Regions from separate parts of the Homo sapiens genome. Here region 2 is linked to region 1. The links are chromatin contacts, found by Hi-C in ENCODE. All regions are on one chromosome and are shown on one strand. The core of a region is the stretch at or near the end of the contact, and the rest is flanking DNA. Distances in the headings are between cores, read along the strand shown. Region 1 has its middle 47 kb from the start of DDX1. Region 2 overlaps LOC107985855 (a long non-coding RNA gene).

Region 1 (2,989 bases), core at 154-2,653:
CACAGGAATACCCACAAAGAACACTGTGCTGGTGTATTTTTACCACTTGGGGTCACTTAAGGATTACCCGACTCCCTTTTTTTTTCATCTGAGCAAATCACAGATTCAAAGGAATTATTTCCCATTACATTTGACAGAGGCTGTGGTCTTTTTTTCTGGATCCTGAAGGCCAAGAAATGAGCATGAGGGTTTTATTTTTCTGTGAGTTGGCCCCGTGCAGTTTGTGCTCCAGTGTGTTCTCCTGTCACAAAGCACTTGCACATCCACCACACCAGCTTGCTCCTGGGCTCAGCACTGGGGACTTCTATGTACAAAGAACTTCCACACATGTCAAAATTGCCTTTATGCTAATTGCTATGCTCATTAACATCTCCAGAACTCGGAATGCTTTTTCTCAGTCATTTCCTTTGATTCTGCCTGTCTCTGAAAGCCCAGATTGAATGAAATCAGGTGAAGTATCATGTCAACAAGTCACTGCTGCCTGCTAGTCTTTCTGCCACTTACACAGTGGATCCTAGGCATTACGGCGTTGCCCTTCAAGAGCATGTTGGAGATTTGTGGAATGGTCTTCAACTGACTTTGCCTGCTTGGGGTTGGGTTTGGGTGGGGGTGAGGGCAGGATGTGTGGGCTTAGACAGACCAAATAATGAACCTCATGACTTCAAATAGTAGCTCATGGCTACTTATTTGAAAACCATAAGTGATGATTGGACACCCCAAGTGATAGTCTTCCACAATGTCCCTGCTAGCCAAACAGGGAGATTTGGGATTTTGGATTAAGAGATACTAAGTGGAAAAACAGCCAGACCTGATCTGTCCTTCTGCCTTCTGCTTTTCTCCAAAGAATAGCTTCTTGGGTGGGAGCAGGAGAAGGCTTAGTCACTGTTCAAGAGCAGCCTCTTCTGGTATAATTTATACCTATGACAGGAGCCCATTTGGCCTTTACCATTTAAGAGTTGTTATTAATCCATGTCAACCCCCATTCAAGAGCCTGTGATGGGCCTTGATTGTGTTTAAGTCCAGACTAATTTGGGCACTTAGGGCCCTCTAAAATCTAGTCCCAACCTTCCTAGTCCTATTTCCCATACTCCTCAAATCATATCAAATCTGGACTCCTTATTCCCCTCCATATATAACAATGGATAAAATTTATGACCCTTCACTATATCAGGTACTGTTCTAAGTGTTTACCCATCCTAACTCAATCCTCACACCAACCCCAGAAGACAAATTTTACTGGTGTTCCCATTTTCATAGATAAGGAAACTGATGCACCAAGAAATTAGTGATTTGCTGAAGATCATGTGACTAGGAAGCAGTGGAGCCAGAATTAGAATCCAGGCACTTGTCCACTACTCCCTGCTCAGTCCTGCTGCTTAAAGACCTGCCTCAAAGAAGGCTGCTCAAAGTCCTGCCTTCTCTTGCCTGTCAAAATTCCACCCATCCTTAGGGACCTGAGTCACTGCCACCTCTCTTGTGGGGGCATGAGAACATCATGCTTTTGAATACCAGCCATGAGCCAGCTATTTTGTATTTTGCCTCATGTAAGAGCCAATGCTATCATTTTTTGCAGATAAGGAATCCAAGGCCCAGAATAGTGAAGTCTAAGTACCCCAGGTTGAGGTTTTTTTTGTTGTCTGTTTGTTTGTTTGTTTTTGAGACAGAGTTTTGCTCTTGTTGCCCAGGCTAAAGTGCAATGGCATGATCTTGGCTCACTGCAACCTCCGCTTCCCGGGTTCAAGCTATTCTCCTGCCTCAGCCTCCCGAGTAGCTGGGATTACAGTCATGTGCCACCATGCCCAGCTAACTTTTTTGTATTTTTAGTGGAGATGGGGTTTCACTGTGTTGGCCAGGCTGGTCTCGAACTCCTGACCTCAGGCGATCCATCCTCCTCAGCTTCCCAAAGTATTGGGATTACAGGTGTGGACCACCACGCCTGGCCCTAGGTTGAGTTTTTCAGGCCCCAGAGCCTGTATTTCTGCTCTGTTGCTCTCTCTCCAGGAAGGCCTCTAGTACATCACCCTTTGTCTCGTCCTTATACTTTATGATGCAGCTTTTAAATTTTTTCGTTTTTCTTTTTCTTTTTCTTTTTTTTTTGAGATGGCGTCTCACTCTGTTGCTCAGACCGGAGTGCAGTGGTGCGATCGTGGCTTATTGCAGCCTGGACTTCCTGGGCTCAAGTGACCCTCCCACCTCAGCCTCCCAAGTAGCTAGGACTACAGGTGCACGCCACCACACCCAGACTAACTTTTAAAATTTTTGGTAGAGACAGGGTCTCTCTATGTTGTCTAGGCTGGTCTCAAACTCCTGGGAGCTCAAGCGATTCTCCTGCCTTGGCCTCTCAAAGTGTTGGGATTACAGGTGTGAGCCACTGTGTCCAGCCTGCAGCTCTTAATTTTTAAAAACTGCTGTATGACTTTTTTTCCCACTCTCTGTTTCCAGGTGGGTTAAATTCTGCTTCGGTGAAGGGTTTCTGGATGTCCTTTTTCTCTCCCTACAGTGTGCACAGTGGGTGTACAACAAATATTATGATTAGCTTTTCATAAAATGGGAGGGTCTATCAACTTAACCTGGAAGAAATGAAAGTTCCTCTGTGGATACTGAGACCCAAAACAGAAAAACACCTAATGACTTTTAACCCTGAGCAGGAATCATTATTCCATGGTCCTATCCAGGACAGGATAGAAGACCAGGATGGTTTTCAATGGGAAAATACAGGTTTTGGCTTCTTCAAGAAAACCTTGACCAAAGCCTGAGCCTGATTTTGAGCATATGGGCCCAAAGCTCCAGTTTGCTATGGCTGAGTATTCAGTGTTATGGTGGACCGACACTTGCACAGAAACATGTGAATTCATCACGGTTATTTTTGCAGCATTGGAGTTGGCAAACTTCCAAGTCAAGAACTTTCTGCCTTTGCAGCTCTTGGTTATTTGAGGCTGGATGACTCACTTTGTGTAACATCCTCTTGTTTTCCTCCTTTTCCTCCCCG
Region 2 (2,989 bases), core at 156-2,655, 770 kb after region 1:
CACAAAATGCTTACCGAAGATGTCTTCTTTAGATACTTGAGTGCTTTAGATACAGTACTGCATTGAACATTGCAGCAACATGACAGGCTTGTTGTCATTATTTCCATTTCACAGATGAGGAAGAGGAGCTTTAGGAAAGGATATAAATCTACTCCCAAAGTTGTACACAGAGAACGGTGGAGTTGGGATCGAACTTGCATCTCTGCGGACAACCTCATTGTTAGAAAAAAAGCAAGTGAAAATATTCTGTTTTCAGGATATTCTCTGAAATTCTGTTCCTTTCCCACGTGCCCAGCTTTTGCCTGCACTGAAATTATTAAACTGACAAGGGGGGCAGGTGGGTAGAATGCAGATACTATTGCTTTCAGAGAATCCAGCTCCATTGGGCAATCCTTTCTTACTGTCTCAGCCGGGAGAAAGAGCCCCTAGCCAGAGGGAATCAAATACTTTTCAAATGTCTCATTAAAATAAAAAGGTGATTCTTGCATTGGTCCTGTGATAAAGACTACAAAGCAGCACCATGAAAACTCCCTGGTTTACCCTTCTGAATAGGCCTCAGCTCCAGCAGCAGAATGAATTAGCGGCCACCCCATTATCTGTAACCCTTAGAGAGCGCAACCCAGGCTTTGATCTGCCAGTGTCAAGGAAACTGATAAAAACTCGTTCTGTTTCTAAGCTTTCCAGGCCTGAAATTCTCTTTTCCCTTCAGCACGCTATAAATGACCCTCTGAAGTGGCTAGGCATTCTTTCACAGTCTTGTTTCCAATCTATTCATAACCACGGTTATCAATTATTATACCAGCTGGAATTTCTGAGGGCCAGGAGGCTGTCAGGAGCTCTAATTGTGGTTCAGGGATAAAAGCAAAAACACACAAATTTTAACCAATCATAATTAACTTATTCTCCAAGTGCAAGGAAAAAAGAACCCCCCCCCCAAAACAAAACAACACAAAACCAAGGCCTATGAATCCCCTCCACTAATCACTCTTGAAAGCAGCCAGGAAGGGGGAGAGGGACTCTTTTATTACCATGGTCGCTCCTGATTGGCTCCCAGAGGAGGAGTGGGGCCAACTGGCAACCAGAGAAGTTCTTAAATCATCAGGGCTTTTTTTTTAATCTTAAAAAACCCTCATTTTTCAAAGTAGCATGATGTTTTCCAAGCTCCTGACAGAGCTTTGAATAAAGAGGCATCAATTTCTCATTGAACCCAAACAACTGACTGAGTGGCCCAAAATATTTCACTAAAAAGAAGTGCAGTGGCAGCTATCACATTAATAAAGGAGGCGCGTGTGACCTGGAAGGAGGCCCCGAGTCATCCGATCCCCAGGCGCAAGGTTAGGCAACAGGTTGAGCTGGGGAAAGCCTTACTTAGCACAGTCCCGGCACTTAGTAGGTGCTCAAGGGGCTAGCTCCTGTCCCCGCCCTGCTCCCTTCTTAGACTGGCCAACAGCCAGATGTCTTGGAGGCATCTGGCTAGTGGCAACGGCATCTGAATGGAAGGCCCATGATGTCATGGAAAAGGCACGGCTTTGGAGTGTGACAGCTCTTCGTTTTTAAGCCTCTCTGAGACTCAGTGTCCTCTCTTACAATGGTGATAGCAGGCCCAATTTGTAGAGTTGCTATGGGGGCAAGGGATAAAGCTCTTAGCAAAGTGCCTGACATAAGGTGGGTGCTAAGTAAATGTTTGCTGTGGCTCCCGATGCTGCTTTGGGGATATGTGGTCACTTCTGGCACAGGGCTTCAAAGACCACCTCCTCTTTCTATATTGCCTTTCAGCATCTGCACAGAATTCTTCTGCAATCCTTGTTAGGAAAGCAGATCAGAGGAAGGGTTAGAGTCGTCTTATAGCAAACATGCTGGGGAAGGACATCAAAAGAAGAGACAAAACAGCATTTTCCAGGACAAAGAAAAGAAGGCATTAATGAAACGATTAAGCAATATCATTCTTTCCATGTAGAGCATCTGGTTACAGAAAACCATATTTTTGCTTTCATCACTGGTATTTAGCACTGCGAAAGCACTGAAGAAGATCTCACCAGTGTGTATTTATATTGTGTTATGAGATCAAGAATCCAAGTGTATTTGTAACATTTGTTGATAGAATTGCAGCCCAAGGAGCTTGAGACTTTGATATATAAAAGATGTGAAGTATTCTCTTGGTAGTTTTTGTTCACAGAAGCAGACATAACCATGTCCTAAAATTTTTTCACAAAGGAGCATTTTCTTGAAATATTTACATACACGGTAGAAGAGAATATTTTCAAAACATGCTCCTCCTTGGGTCTAAGTTGGAGGATAGATCATCAGGATAATTAGTTTTAGCTGTCCCAAGAGTCAACCCCCCCCCCCACCCCCAATTGAAATAGCTTAACACAAGAAGAGTTATTCCTCACTCAGCTCACTCAGGTGACATCAGATGAGGGTGAGCATCCTTACTCCATCTTGTGGCCATGATGTGAGGACTATTCATCCAAGATTTTGACAACCTAGTAAGAGGCATACATTCCTGGGATAGCTTCAGCCACAAGTGATATAAATTACTTCCATTCATTCTGACCAAAACTGTGAATATGACCCTATTCTAATCACAAGGGAAACTGGAAAATGTAGGGGAGCACATGAAATATTTGCTGAGCAGAAATGGTCTCTGCCATAAGAAACATTAGAGATGGTCCCTTGGCTCTGTACCCATGGCATAGGAATGTTCTTAGGAGGGAAGAGAAATGAGATAAGGCTGTTGGAATGCAGGTTCCTGAACAGAGTAGCCCACGGCATAGGGTTGCCTCTGCCCCAGGCAGGAGTTTATAATCTCCAAAGCGCATGGGAATCTGTAGCAGTACCAATGAGTTGATATTTGGGGGCAATGCATGGAATTTTTTGGCACCAGCAATTTTCAGCACGGAGTAAGGATTTCTATGTCAAGCATAGATCAAGAAGATCCATCCGTACTCAGGAAAGGGACTCTGGAAAGGGGCTGTCAGGATGTTGA

The links. Hi-C counts contacts between places; a loop is a spot of excess contacts on that map. Pooled maps may share reads with other maps.
Region 2: a pooled map shows a loop between it and region 1 (3-fold over the local background). The contact joins two enhancer-like sites. A Hi-C loop is called at or near these places in 1 of 168 maps with a recorded cell type or tissue (Caco-2) and 3 of 50 pooled maps.

What each region holds. Positions count from the first base shown.
Region 1 is chr2:15,637,473-15,640,461 of GRCh38, forward strand. No RefSeq gene overlaps it. Among named protein-coding and RNA genes, the nearest start is that of DDX1, 47 kb to the left of the region's middle. Within about 2 kb of position 1,404, at least 2 of the 41 ENCODE cell types and tissues checked have a DNase peak (open chromatin) inside an H3K27ac peak, as active enhancers do.
Region 2 is chr2:16,406,091-16,409,079 of GRCh38, forward strand. The region is part of intron 2 of LOC107985855 (a long non-coding RNA gene); the gene reads left to right. Among named protein-coding and RNA genes, the nearest start is that of CYRIA, 260 kb to the right of the region's middle. Within about 2 kb of position 1,406, at least 2 of the 41 ENCODE cell types and tissues checked have a DNase peak (open chromatin) inside an H3K27ac peak, as active enhancers do.